Linked DNA regions of Homo sapiens: region 1 is linked to region 2. Evidence: chromatin contacts called from ENCODE Hi-C or POLR2A ChIA-PET data. All regions are on one chromosome and are shown on one strand. Each heading gives the region's core, a stretch centred on a gene start or an enhancer-like site at or near the end of the contact. The rest is flanking DNA. Distances are from core to core; before and after follow the strand shown. Region 1 overlaps OTOGL (otogelin like). Region 2 has its middle 46 kb from the start of OTOGL.

Evidence for each region. Hi-C counts contacts between places; a loop is a spot of excess contacts on that map. ChIA-PET counts read pairs that join two places held with the same protein, here RNA polymerase II (POLR2A). Pooled maps may share reads with other maps.
Region 1: a loop to region 2 is called in a map of CD8-positive, alpha-beta T cell, with 33 times the contacts of the local background. The contact joins two enhancer-like sites. A Hi-C loop is called at or near these places in 8 of 168 maps with a recorded cell type or tissue (CD4-positive, alpha-beta T cell, CD4-positive, alpha-beta memory T cell, CD8-positive, alpha-beta T cell and 2 more), 2 of 37 single-sample maps with no recorded cell type and 13 of 50 pooled maps. POLR2A ChIA-PET finds 5 or more read pairs at or near these places in 2 of 52 experiments (WTC11 and activated CD4-positive, alpha-beta T cell).

What each region holds. Positions count from the first base shown.
Region 1 is chr12:80,267,733-80,274,365 of GRCh38, reverse strand. It overlaps OTOGL (otogelin like), which reads right to left. Exons shown (of 59, transcript NM_001378609.3): 23 at 4,212-4,264; 24 at 2,556-2,718. Among named protein-coding and RNA genes, the nearest start is that of OTOGL, 170 kb to the right of the region's middle. Within about 2 kb of position 5,250, at least 2 of the 41 ENCODE cell types and tissues checked have a DNase peak (open chromatin) inside an H3K27ac peak, as active enhancers do.
Region 2 is chr12:80,050,497-80,056,841 of GRCh38, reverse strand. No RefSeq gene overlaps it. Among named protein-coding and RNA genes, the nearest start is that of OTOGL, 46 kb to the left of the region's middle. Within about 2 kb of position 3,646, at least 8 of the 41 ENCODE cell types and tissues checked have a DNase peak (open chromatin) inside an H3K27ac peak, as active enhancers do.

The DNA.
Region 1 (6,633 bases), core at 4,001-6,500, 220 kb before region 2:
CTGATTTGATCTATCCAGACTACTAAAACTTTCTCCATAACAGCTAGCTGCTTTGCTTTCTTACCACTTGTGGGTTCACTGGAGTAGTAGCACTTTTCATTTCTTTCATGAACTTTTCCTTTGCATTCACAATTTGGCTAACTGTTGCAAAAGGACTAGCTTGTAGCCCATCTCAGCTTTCAATATGCCTTCCTCACTAAATCTAATCATTTCTAGCTTTTGATTTAAGGTGACAGATGTGTGACTCTTCCTTTCCCTTGAACTTTTGGTGACTATTGTAGAGTTATTAATTGGCCTAATTTCAGTATTGTGTCTCAGGGAATAGAGAGACCTGAGAAGAGCAAGAGAGATGGTGGAATGGCCTATACATGGAGAAATCGGAACACACACAACATTCATCAATTAATTTTTCCATCTTATATGGGCACCATTTGTGGAACCCTGAAATAATTACATAATAATCAAAGTTCACTGTTTACAGATTACCATAACAGATATAATGATAATGAAAAAGTTCTGAAATATTGCAAAAATTACCAAAATGCAACACAGAGACACCAAGTAAGCACATGCTGTTGGAAAATGGCACCAACAGACTTGCTTGATGCAGGGTTGCCACACACCTTCAATTTGTAAAAAATGCAACACCTGTGAAGTGCAATAAAGCAAAACACACAATGAAACAAAGTATGCTTGTATCTGCTTTAAGCAAGTTTGGGCAGTGGGATAAGAAATAAACATTTGCTGAGCTCTTACTATATAACTGGTGTGCAGCATATACTCAATCATCCAAGAAGTAAATATAGTGTTATATCCATTATTAAAAGAGAAACTTGAGATTTCAAGTGGTTAAGTAACTTGCCATGAGGTACTTCGGCTTATAAGGAGGGCCAGCATAGAAGCCATTTCCATCTGACTTTTCCTCTATACTATTCTCCATTTCTTCAATCCACAGTGATTTCTCAATTAGGGTTATGTGGTCCTTTTACAGTCAATAAACTGCTGGCACTGTTAGGAGCCACATGAAACAAGTCACACTGGACTATTTTGCCAAAATGAGCCAGACAAGGTCACATAGAAGACAGGGCAAATCACATTACCATAAACAATATTGTAGGAGAAGGCTATCTTAATAAAATATTTCCAAATCTGTCAGAGGCCTCTAAGTCAATTCCACCCACATTTATTTCAATACAGTCAGAGAAGGTAGGAGGAAATCTCCTTAACGTTTTGTAATGAGATTTAGCCAGTAAATAAATCACTGTCCAACTAAATATCAAAGGTGACAGTAAATATATTTTAAAAGATAATAGCTCAAGCACAGCATATAAAACAAAATTAGGATATGGCTTTAATTAGCCATGCATTCCTAAGAGTCACAATCAAATCAAATAAATCAAGCAATGTTGTGGGTTTTAATTATTCTATTTCCCTTCTCCTTTTTACTAAAATGTCTTTCTTGCTTATCTGCTCTATGGCCTTATTTCTACCTGTCTTTATTTTCCCAGCCACAGGCACTTGTTCTTTTGTGACCTTCTTGTCTCTGCCTCCTATGTCCTTTCTTTCTAAAGAGATTAATGCCAGTTCCAAGTTACTTGGCTCTTCAACCTATTCCAGATGGGGGCCATTTAGACAAATGCGATTCTCCTGGGAAACAAACCACAAGACCTCGCTCTTCTTTGCCCCTGGTTTATATGAGCTGATCCCAGGAATCCCTTTGTGTGAACATGTTCATTGAGGAAGAATGGGTGACCTGTTTGCCTTAGATGGCACTCCCTCTGCACAGCCTCTATTTCATTACCAGAAGAGGGAGGGCCAGGGAGGCCAGATTATATGTGTGCCTGTGAGGAAGCCAATAGCCACAAGATTCTGTGTTTGTCTTTCACGTGCACTAGGCATTTCTGCAATGGAAGAATATTTATGAAGATAGGAGTAGAATATATGCTGCCACAAAATAGTGGCTCATATTTTTAAATACACACACACACACACACACACACACACACACACACACACACACACATCACAATGCCTAATTGAGGCTTAAAAAGAACTTGCAGAAAAATCACTCCACTAACAGTGTCAGGGCTGGGATTTGAGCAGTGGTGTGTCTGATGCCAGAGCTCCCACTCTTACCCACTGCCCTTTGTAGCCTCAATACACTATTTTCTTTAAGATAAAACAGTTGGCATCACTATTACAACTTCACATCAATACCAGTAACTGCACAACAGAATATTTAAAAATGCACTTGAAGAGTGTTTTGAATGAAGAGTGATTAATTGTGTCACTTTCTCAAAATTGCAGTTTCATCAGGGGAGAAATTCCAGCTTCATCCAGAAATGAGTTTTCTCCTCAATTCAGTGTATTACATTAATAATATTTCACAATGTCACATGAGCCAAGCAAAACAATCACAATAGTCTTCTAGCTACCAACCCAGTTAACCACTAGTCAGAACAACAATTCTGGCTATTTCTATAAAGAATGTTTTCAGGAGATATTGTGCTTTCAGGCAAATCCTGAATGTTCTGTATTATGAAGAAGAGGCTTACCCTGGAGCACAAACACAGCCACTTATACAGGGTGAGGATGGGGTGCAGGTGAAGTTCATGGCTAGGTTTGCACATGTAGTCTCACAATTAACACCACCAGCTGGTAATTCAGGGTCAGGAAACCTGCAGTCGAAATACTCTTTTCCCTCTGGGCAGATGTGAACTTCAGATATAAGCACAGACAAAATGTCCTTAACTTTTTGTCATGGCATGGGAGATATGAACACCAAAATTCATAAAATAGGTTTATTCTAAACCTATTTTGAGTTTGAGAATGTTAGCTGCCTTCCATAAGACAGTAACTAACTAGAATATAATTTTCTGAAGTCAAAAAACAAGATATTTTTATTAATTCATACATATATTATCAATTTTTCAGCATATGTTATCAATTTTTAAGCATAATGTAAAAGCATTGTGGCTTTTACAAAGCTACAATGAACACACGATTATTCTAAATCTTGCTTCACCTCAAGTCATTGTTTATATCAGTTCTCACTATACCACAGAAGTGCAGAAGTAGACATAACTATAGTCAGGACAGGGGCTCCATATTCTTCCAGAAAGCTTTTGGGCTCTTAGAGATCAAATAAATTGCCTCAAGTGGGGCCAAAGGGATAAAATCCCGTGGGTTCCTCTGTGAGAAGGCTAGCCACCTGGGCTTCCCTTCATTGAATCAAATGGGGGCGAGTCACCCTGAAAGAAATGGGGCAGAGTCAGGATGGCCCTGTAGCTACCGAATGTGTGTGGTCCATAAACATGTCTTGTAAAGAAGCCCTAGGCTTGTCTGAATCCTTGTAAAGTAAATTCAGGGCATGTAATTCAAAGCTCTTTAATAATAATATATACCAGGCCATTCAAATACATAACAAAGCAATAATAGCTTACAATTACTTTTATTAGCCTACACTCTTCCTGCCCATTAAAATCTATGAAAGCAAGTATTGTTTATTATGTGCCTAGAATTTGCCCATAGTAACTGAGAATTTGAGGCTCTTTATATGATGAAAATAAATAATATATATGGTCCTAATACATAAGATCTTAGGAAAGGTATTTAAAATGACATTCTGAAGGGATAACAGTGGATGTCATTTTACATGCATTGTTAAATTTATTGCTACTAGTCCCAGAGCCATGCTACTCATAATGCAGCCCAGGAACCAGAAGTATTAATGTTATCTTGGTCACTGATAGAAATGTAGAATTTCAGGTATCACCCCTGACCTAATGAATCAGAATCTGCATTTTAACAAGATCCCCATATGTGCACACTAAAATCTGAGAAGTGAAGGTCTAAAATAGATTTTCCCAATTTCTGTCCCACAAATGGGTTACAACACTTGCCTAGATACATATCCCTAAAGTCCTTGGGATGCCTGAGGTGGTCCTGTGGTAGGCAGCATCTAGGCAGCATCCCTGGGTTGACCTGCTCCGCCCCTGAGCTGACTTATATGTTCAACCCAGACTGTCCTAAAAATATTATAATTTTCAATGTGGAAAAAGTTAAGAAGCACTGGAACACCATGTTGAAGAACATTCCCAAGGCTATAGCCATGCACATTGGGAAGAAGAGGTGATTGATGACTTCTGCCAGGAGTGGAGGTGGTATCAGAGCTGAACCCTCATTCAGGAAAACATCTTTTAAGATCTTACCAGCAGAGGGCGTTGCTAATTCATCACATTTCACAGTCCCATTTGAACACTGGCTAGAAGTAAATAAATAGTTAATTTATGGAACCAAATCTGTTGTTTTTTTTTTTTTCCCTGAATTTCGACAACAATCTAACGTACAAGAATTGATTGAGTACATTATACAAATGTTATTTTTCCCACAGAAGTTTTTACAAGCTGTTGGGTTAGGTCCAATTTCAGGAACGCTATTTCAACACAACACTTTTTATCAAACACCTATAAGTGTGGAGCATTGGGATAGGCATGGGAGACATGAACATCAAAATTCATAGTTCTTACCATAATTTGTCTCACAGAAGGGGAAGACACACAAATAAATAATGTATGCAGTGTGACACATGCAACATAGAAATATGTTAAGAGATAGAAGTAAAACAAAGAAAAAATGTTTTTAAAATCTGTTGGCAACCAACATCAGGGAATCAAAGGAAGTAAAGTCTGAACAGTTTTGAAGAGTGGATGGAGGTTATGGCACACCTAAGGTAGGAAGGCTATAACACTCAGTGGAAACACATAAACCATGAAGAAGTAAAGCAGCATTCTACATAGCAAAGTGCAATGCAGGAAGGGACAGGCTGTGAGAATGCCAAAAGAGGCAGAGGCTAGCTCCTAGAAGATGCTAAGATTTTACCCCTGAGGTGAGCCATTGAAGACCTAAGCAGAAAAGTGATATGGTTGCTTTGAATCATTTTGGCAGCAGCATTGAAGATAGGGTGGAGTCACAGCTTCCTTGCAACTTACATTCTAAAGTCAGAGTATAAGGCAAGAGCCACATATAGGAAAAATTAGCCTTGAAAATCCCTGAAGAAGATAACATGATGGAAAACAACACATTAGTTCTCAATAACTCCAATACAGTTTTTCTTTCAGCTTTGGACCAGATCATATGTTCTATATTTAAGCCCAGATGAAGAAGCTGAATCACATATACAGTCCACATCACATAAAAAATATGCAATGCATAGTTGAACACTAGAATAACACTCAGAGGTGTGATTCACCACTGAGTGAGTCACTTCTGATTGAATTTGCTCACACTTTGAATAGCACAGAGGAACTGAGACAGACAGGTCTCAGATCACATATCCAGGTCTTCCATATCATACTTATTCTGGGACAAAGGCTTTTAAAAAGGAATGGCTAACAAAGTCACTATATTAAGTGAATTTTGATTTTTTTTCATTGAGGAGGGATGGTTACTTTTTTTTTTTTTTGCTAAGTTTACATACATTAATCATGTTAAATCCAAAAAGACAGGACACCTCGGCAGAATGAAAGAGGGGAAAAACTAGAGGCAAGAACACCAGAGAGGAAGGTCCAGGGAAGAGAAAATGAGACACACTGATTGCTAAAGCAGTGATGATGGAAAGGAAGAAATGGCTTTTGACTACGCGTAGAAAGTAAAATCAAGTAAAATCCAAAGTTGCTGGGTATTTACTGATTAGGTGTTTTGAGCAAGAGGAAAGAGTCGAAAATGATTCCTGGAGCTCTGGCTTGGGAAACTGTGTGAATAATAGTACTGCGTACCACAGAAAGATCCAAGAGCTAGTTGCCACTGTGTCTTGATGTGGATAGGAAAAAAGGTGGAGATAAAGACAAAGGTAAATTGAGCATAATCAATATTCTGCTGTGAATACAAAAATCAGCTGCAGAGCAAAGTAGGCAGGAGACAAGCACTGCCGAGCCAGGTTGCCTGGGACTAACTCCCAGCTTTAGTATCAGGTTCCTTAGCCACCTGTATCCCATTTTCCTCACCTGTAAATCAGGATAAAACAACATTGCCTATCTCTTAGGGTTATGGTGATGAGTAAGTATTTTAATAATAGATATTAAACACTTAGAATGGTGCCAGCACAAAACAAGGTACACAGTAATGGTTAGAAATGATTATTATTGTTATTATCTACTGTCTATTATTATCTGTTGGTACCTATGGGGCAACTAAAAAGGGGAGGTTAGGAATTATATGTAAGTATGGACTGCTGCATGGACGTGCCTAGATTTTCAACAGAAAATTTATAACCAGAATGAGTGTTATCCTATGATTAAGTGTTATCTTTCTAGTATTGATGGGCCTGGGGAGGAGGCACACTTACTACTGTGCAGGACATTTTTCAAATCTATTTTGAAATTGCTTTTTTTTTTGAGCCTATTCAGTAATACTGTTGTATTTAAACACGTACTTCACCCCTAACTTCTATCTAATAACAAAAAATGATCAAAGGACTTTCATTTCACTGTGAGGTACTTAAATTCATAACTCCTTTCTGCAGTTATGAGTACAAAACTTGGTTATTTCACTTTGAAATGTCATATATGCATGTATTATGTATATATGTGTTTGTACATATATATACAATCACATGATTATAATATATTTAAA
Region 2 (6,345 bases), core at 2,397-4,896:
ACATAGAAATTGGGAGACAAGGAAGGTTGTTTTTTAAGATGGAAGAGGCATGAGAAGATTTAAATGTAATTGGAAATAATCCAGTTGAGAAGGGTATGTCGAATAAATAGAAATGGGGGCAGGGAGGGAGAAGAAACTGATAGTGTAAGGTTGATAATGAAGTGAGAAGGCATGAGCAGACAGTTTCCAAAGCACAGGTGGAGGGATTGGGCTTAAATGAGAAGGATACTCCCTAGACTAAAATAGGAGGAAAAGAGAAGAACATGAGTCCAGATGGAACTGTATGGATTTGCTAGCAGGAAGCTGAGGGAGTTCCCATCTGATGCCTTCTATTTTCTTCGGGAAGTAGGAGGTGAAGTCATCTGCTGCAAATGAGGAGGAGTTAAGAATATTCGAGGTTTGAATAGAATGTAGAATGTTTAAAACAATTGTTGTAGACAGAGGAAGAGAATTTACCAGAGACACATGGAAGAACTGGCAGGCTGAACAGGCCCCATGTGTCGGCACCAATCTGCCTGTATCTGCTCCACTGTTGGGAGACTATCTGTGGCAGTGCCAGGCTGTTCGAGTGTAGGCATAGAGAAGGAATACAGATGCATTCATCCAGGTTTGGACATTTGTCAGACAAAGATAAAAAAAAATTTAAGACAACAGGACTAGGGAGTTGAGAATATTGGTGAGAGTGTTATGCAAATAATGGACTGTGGAATCTAAACTAAATAATAATAACGAAAAGATCAACAGAGATAAAAAGATGAGAGCTGATGGACTTGGGGAAAATAAAGAGGCCAGCATATGAAAGCAATACTTTTCAAGATTTGGGGATCATGTCAATATGCAGAATATGATTCAGGTCTGCAGGTGAGCCTGAGATTCTGCATTTTTAACAGTTTCCAAGGTAATGCTGATAGGCATTAGAACTTCAATATGATCAAAAGTAGTTTTTAATTTGAGAGAGAGAGAATCAAAACTGCTATTACATTACTAGAGTGGTAGCAACTGAACTCAGAACAAACGATGAATGGGGTTCCATGAAGGACACTTTCCACAGCTACGAGGAAGCCTCCCTCTGATGCTGCTCCTCCAGTCACTTCTTTACGAACTGTATCCACAAACAAAGTTACCTGAGTGACCCTCTGTCTTGCTTCCCTAAACAAATCTAACTAAAGGTAAGGCCTTGCTGGTCCTCGTCAGCTAGATTGTAGTTCAGTAATAGTGATAGCAATAATTTACCCTGTTACTACGGACTCAAAAAAGGGTAGACTCATTTTTAAGAATAATTCAACTGAAATTAGGATTTTAAGATGAACTTCCAACACATCTCAGGAGCCCAACAGGGAGGGTAGGCCAATCCGTAAGGTGATTAAAACAAAATGAGCATTTTGAGTTTTAGGCATATGTGAACAGTAAGGAGGAGCAGTGAAAACTGTTGGAACTTCTAGAAAGAAAGACCCTGCTCTGACTTAAGAAAAACTCAAATCTAGATGGCTCAGAAGGAATTATCTCACCTCTGGGTAAGGTGATATACATGGGCCCACAAAAAATCCATTTTTCTGTCACTTACTATGAACCAAACCTTCTCAAGAAATTGTAACTTGACTTCCATTTCCCAAGTAAGCAGCCAAAGATTTTCTCTTTTGAAAAGAGACGAAATTCTGAGTGAAACAAATCATTGGTGTTAATATTCAAGCAACAACAAAACAATAAATGAAAACAATATTTGTAACTCAAGGTGAATTGATCCAACTCAAATTTAGGAGAAAAAGTAAGGTTATATTAAACCAAGATAATAATATCTAATTTTACTGTTAAACGTTAATCATGCCTGATGTTTGATATTCTTTCAATCTCGGCCCATATAATGAATTTTTCTTGGAAATGTAGTAACTAAATAATAGTAAATGTTTGTTTTGAAGAAAAAGTCCTAACTTTTTATGGGAGAGAAATAACAATTGAATAGAAAAACAGGCTATAACCACACCTTCAAAAATGGAACTTTCTGGACCACCAATAAGCCCCCTTACCTAGACACAGTTAAGTAATAAGTATATATAAGTAGTAAGTCATAGTGTAATAAGTTTTCTGGCGAAGTATTCAGGAAGCAGCATTGTATAAATGGCCCTTTCAAATCTAAAATCTATAATGAAGTGACAAATGGCACAAACATATGAGGATTTACTTGCCATTCAATAATAGTTTCATTGCATTAACCTGAATAAATAAGAAACATGGTTGCTCTCCGCACCATGACCCACTAGCAAGGCAAACATAGAGAGCAATAGGTTTTCCTGATGCTCCACAAGTCACACAAACTAGGCAAATGCCCATTCCATGCGTACTCTTGCAAAGCCTGTACATTTTTTTTTTTTTTTTTTTTTGAGACGGAGTCTTGCTCTGTCGCCCAGGCTGGAGTGCAGTGGCGCGATCTCGGCTCACTGCAAGCTCCGCCTCCCGGGTTCACTCCATTCTCCGGTCTCAGCCTCCGGAGTAGCTGGGAAGCCTGTACGTTTTTTAATGGAAGTCACTATTCAGATAAATCAGACATTTAGACTTCAAGAGGTGTAAGAATTCCTCAAACTGACCACAGGTTGTTCTGGGAAGAGTATCTGTGATAGATGGGTAAGAGGAGATGATTACACAGATTCTTGCATGAGTAAAAAAATCTGATTCTCTTAACTACTCAGTTCAATTTCAGAAGAAAAGCTTGTCGGTATCAAATGAGTTAGTTCTTTCTTGATAAATTAGAGAAATCTTACCTTGACAGAAGAGTAGACACATTATATTCTCAGTTGTGTAATGGCATCACTGGATTCCAGGGCACTCACTGATAGAAAGTTTTATATGCCATTTTCATGGGGGGAAAAGTCCTTAATGGTATGTCTCACCTAAAAGGGAAAAGTTGCAGTTTGGCAGGTTTGGAAACTTTGTGACTACGGAGCTAGAATTAAAAACTTGCACTAAAGAGAGAAAAAGTATAAAATATGCTCTTTCTCTCTCTCTCTCTCCTCCATCCCCATATATTATTCAAAATAAGGGCTTTGTTTTCGGTTTTGGTGTTTTCATTTTCTAACCTCTTAATAAATTACCTGATGCTTTTGCTCAGACCGTTCTCAAAATAGGGATCACAAATTAAAATACCTACAAGGGTTAGGCAGATAAAGCAAAGGAGTGAAGTCATTTCTGTCAAATTTAACAAAATGTTCAGTGGGGAGGACTTGGCAGCTTGTAGACTGCATGACCCATTGAAGCGTCTTAGCAAGTACTCACCTCCAGTCAGTTGTCACATACAGAAATGCTGGCTTAGTGTTGCCAAATATACAAATTTTCAAGATAAACAGTAAATCTGAATTTTTATGTACTGTCTCCTGGATTTTAAATTTGGCCACATTTCAAACATTATTTGGAAATGTGTGGGGACTTCTAATCAAGATGGTTTAGTGAGTTCGTAAATTACCACACCCCTCTGTTCTAAACATTCAGCCATGATTGGAAATATATAAAAAGATAAAAGCATTATGACATTAGCTGGGTACAAAATCAAGATAAACATCTCCATGGACCAGAAAAAGAACAGAAAGCCAACGCAGTGAGCAAGGCTCAGAGAGATGACTGGCCAGAACTGGGCACTCTGCCTGAAGCTGCAGCTGGGTTGGGACTTCCAAAAACACGTAGGCAGTTTAAAAAACAGTTCACTTGCTGTTAGGAACTGTGGCTTACTGGGACTCATTGGACCTGAGAAAGTGGGAGAAAAAAGACACTGCCTTGAAACAAGGACCACGATTTCCAAATATAGATCAGGAGCCCTAGAACAACTCTACAGATTTTCTAGATATCGCTTACCCAACTTGTAGGATAATACCTTAATCATAACTTTTCATTCATCTACTCAATCATGTATTCAACAACTATTTCTTGAGCAGCTACTAAATGCTGGGCAGTGTTCTGGGTGCTGGAGAAAAATGAGTGCACAAAACGAAGTCCCTATCCTATTGAGTTTACACTTTAGTTGAGGGAGAGGGGCCAGTGTGGGAAACAGATCACAAATAAACAAGTGAATACATAATGTCTGAGGGTGGAACTGCTAGGAAGAGAAAATAAGCTAAGGTAAAGGGGAAGAAAAACATCAAAGAGGGAAGGAAGGATGCTGTTTTATAAAGAGAGCTAGAGAAGACCTAGTGAGAATGTGATATTTAAGGGAGCCAGTTATAATGACATGGGAGACAAGTGTCCCAGGCAGATGGCACAGGAAGTTCAAAGGCTTTAAGGTAGAGACATGCAGGGTAGGCTCAAGGAATAGCAAGGAGATGAGTGTGATGAGAGGAGTGAGTAAGAAGAGTGGTAGGAGCAAAAGTTAGAATTGGAGCAGAAGGCCAGATCACATAGAACCTTCAAAGCCATTTCCATGTTTGTGACTTTTTATTCCCAGTGAGATGAGAGACCACTGTGGGGGTTAGAGGTGAAGAGAAACATAATATAACTAATGTATTAAAAAGATAACTAGGACAGCCTTGGTGAGAAAGGACTGGAGTGAAGGACAAGGAGCACGGAAAGAGGCAAGGAGACAAATTAAAAGCCTATTTAAGCAATCCAGACCAGAGATGATGAGGGCTTGGACCAGGAGGGAAGCAGTGGAGGTGGGGAAACGTTGTTATGGTCTGAAGTTATGTTGAAGACAGAGACAAGAGGATTGTTGTTGGATCAGAAGGATAGTGTGAAAGAAAGAGGGGAGTCAGAAATTATCCCAGATTTTTTTAAAGAGAACTATAAAAACTATAAAACTACTAGAAGAAGACATAGGGTAAACACTCCAGGACTTTAATCTAGGCAAAGATTTTATGGGTAATAACCTCAAAAGCACAGGCAACAAAACCAATAACAGGCAAATGGGACTGTATTAAACTAAAAAGCTCCTGCAGGGCAAAAGTGAACAATTAACAGAGTAACGAGGCCACCTATTGAATGACAGAAAATATTCCCAAACTACTCATCTCACAAGATGCTAGTATCTAGATTAAACAAGGAACTCAACCCAAAAGCAAAAAATAGAAACAAAAACAAATAATCCCCTTGAAAAATGAGCAAAGAACATGAATAGACATTTCTCAAAAGATATACAAATGGCCAACATATACATGAAAACATGCTGAATGTCACTAGTCATTAGGGAAATGCAAATCAACGCCACAATGAGATATTATCTTACCCCAGTTAGAATGGCTATTATCAAAAAGACAAGAAATAACAATGCTGATTAGGATGCAGAGAAAAGGGATCTGTTACACACTTTTGGTGGGAATGTAAAGTAGTACAGTCTCTATGGAAAACAATATGGAAATTTATAATAAAAAAAAACCTAAAAACAGAACCACGATATGATCCAGCAATCCCCTCTACTGGGTATTTATCCAAAGGAAAAGAAATCAATATCTCAAAGGAATACCTGTACCTTCATGTTTGTTGTAGCACTATTCACAATAGCAAAATATGTAATCAACCTAAGTGTCCAGAAACAGAATGGATGCAGAAATTGTGATAAACACACACACACACATACACACAATGAAATACTAGTCAGCCATTAACAAAAATGAAATCCTGCCATTTGCTGCAACATGGATGGAACTGAAGATCATTATGTTGAGTGAAATAAGCCAAGCACAGAAAGACAACTATTACATGTTCTCACTCATCTGTGGGAGTTAAAACAATTGATCTTATGGAGGCAGAGAAGAGTGATAGTTACCAGAGGTAGGGAAGGGCTTGTAAGGGTTGGGGAGGATAAGAGACTGATTAATGGGTATAAACATACAATTAGATAGAATCAATAAAATCTAATGTTCTATGGTAGAGTAGTTATAGTTAAAAGCAATGTATTATATACTTCAATATAACTACAAGATTCAATATAACTACAAGAGAGGACTTAAAATGTTCCTAACACATAGAAATGATTAACACATGAGGTGATGGATATCCTAAACACTTTGACTTCATCATTACACACCCTATGCATGTAACAAAATATTACATGAACCCTACAAATATTTACAAATATTGTGTATCGATTAAAAATCAGCCTATGAATAATCATTAAAAAAGAGAGATGGCGTCTTTATAGGTTGCCCATGCCGAAGTGTAGTGGCTGTTGAGGCTGAATCATTGCACACTACAGCTTCAAACTCCTAGGCTCTAGCAATTCTCCACCTCAGCCTCCCAAGTAGCTGGGACTACAGGCAAGTGCTACCACGCTTGGCTACAACTCCAGACTCTTTGGCCTCTGTAGCTGGAAGACTGATATTGCCATTTTCTGAGATTGGAAAGTATGAAAAAGAGTAAGGTTTGAGG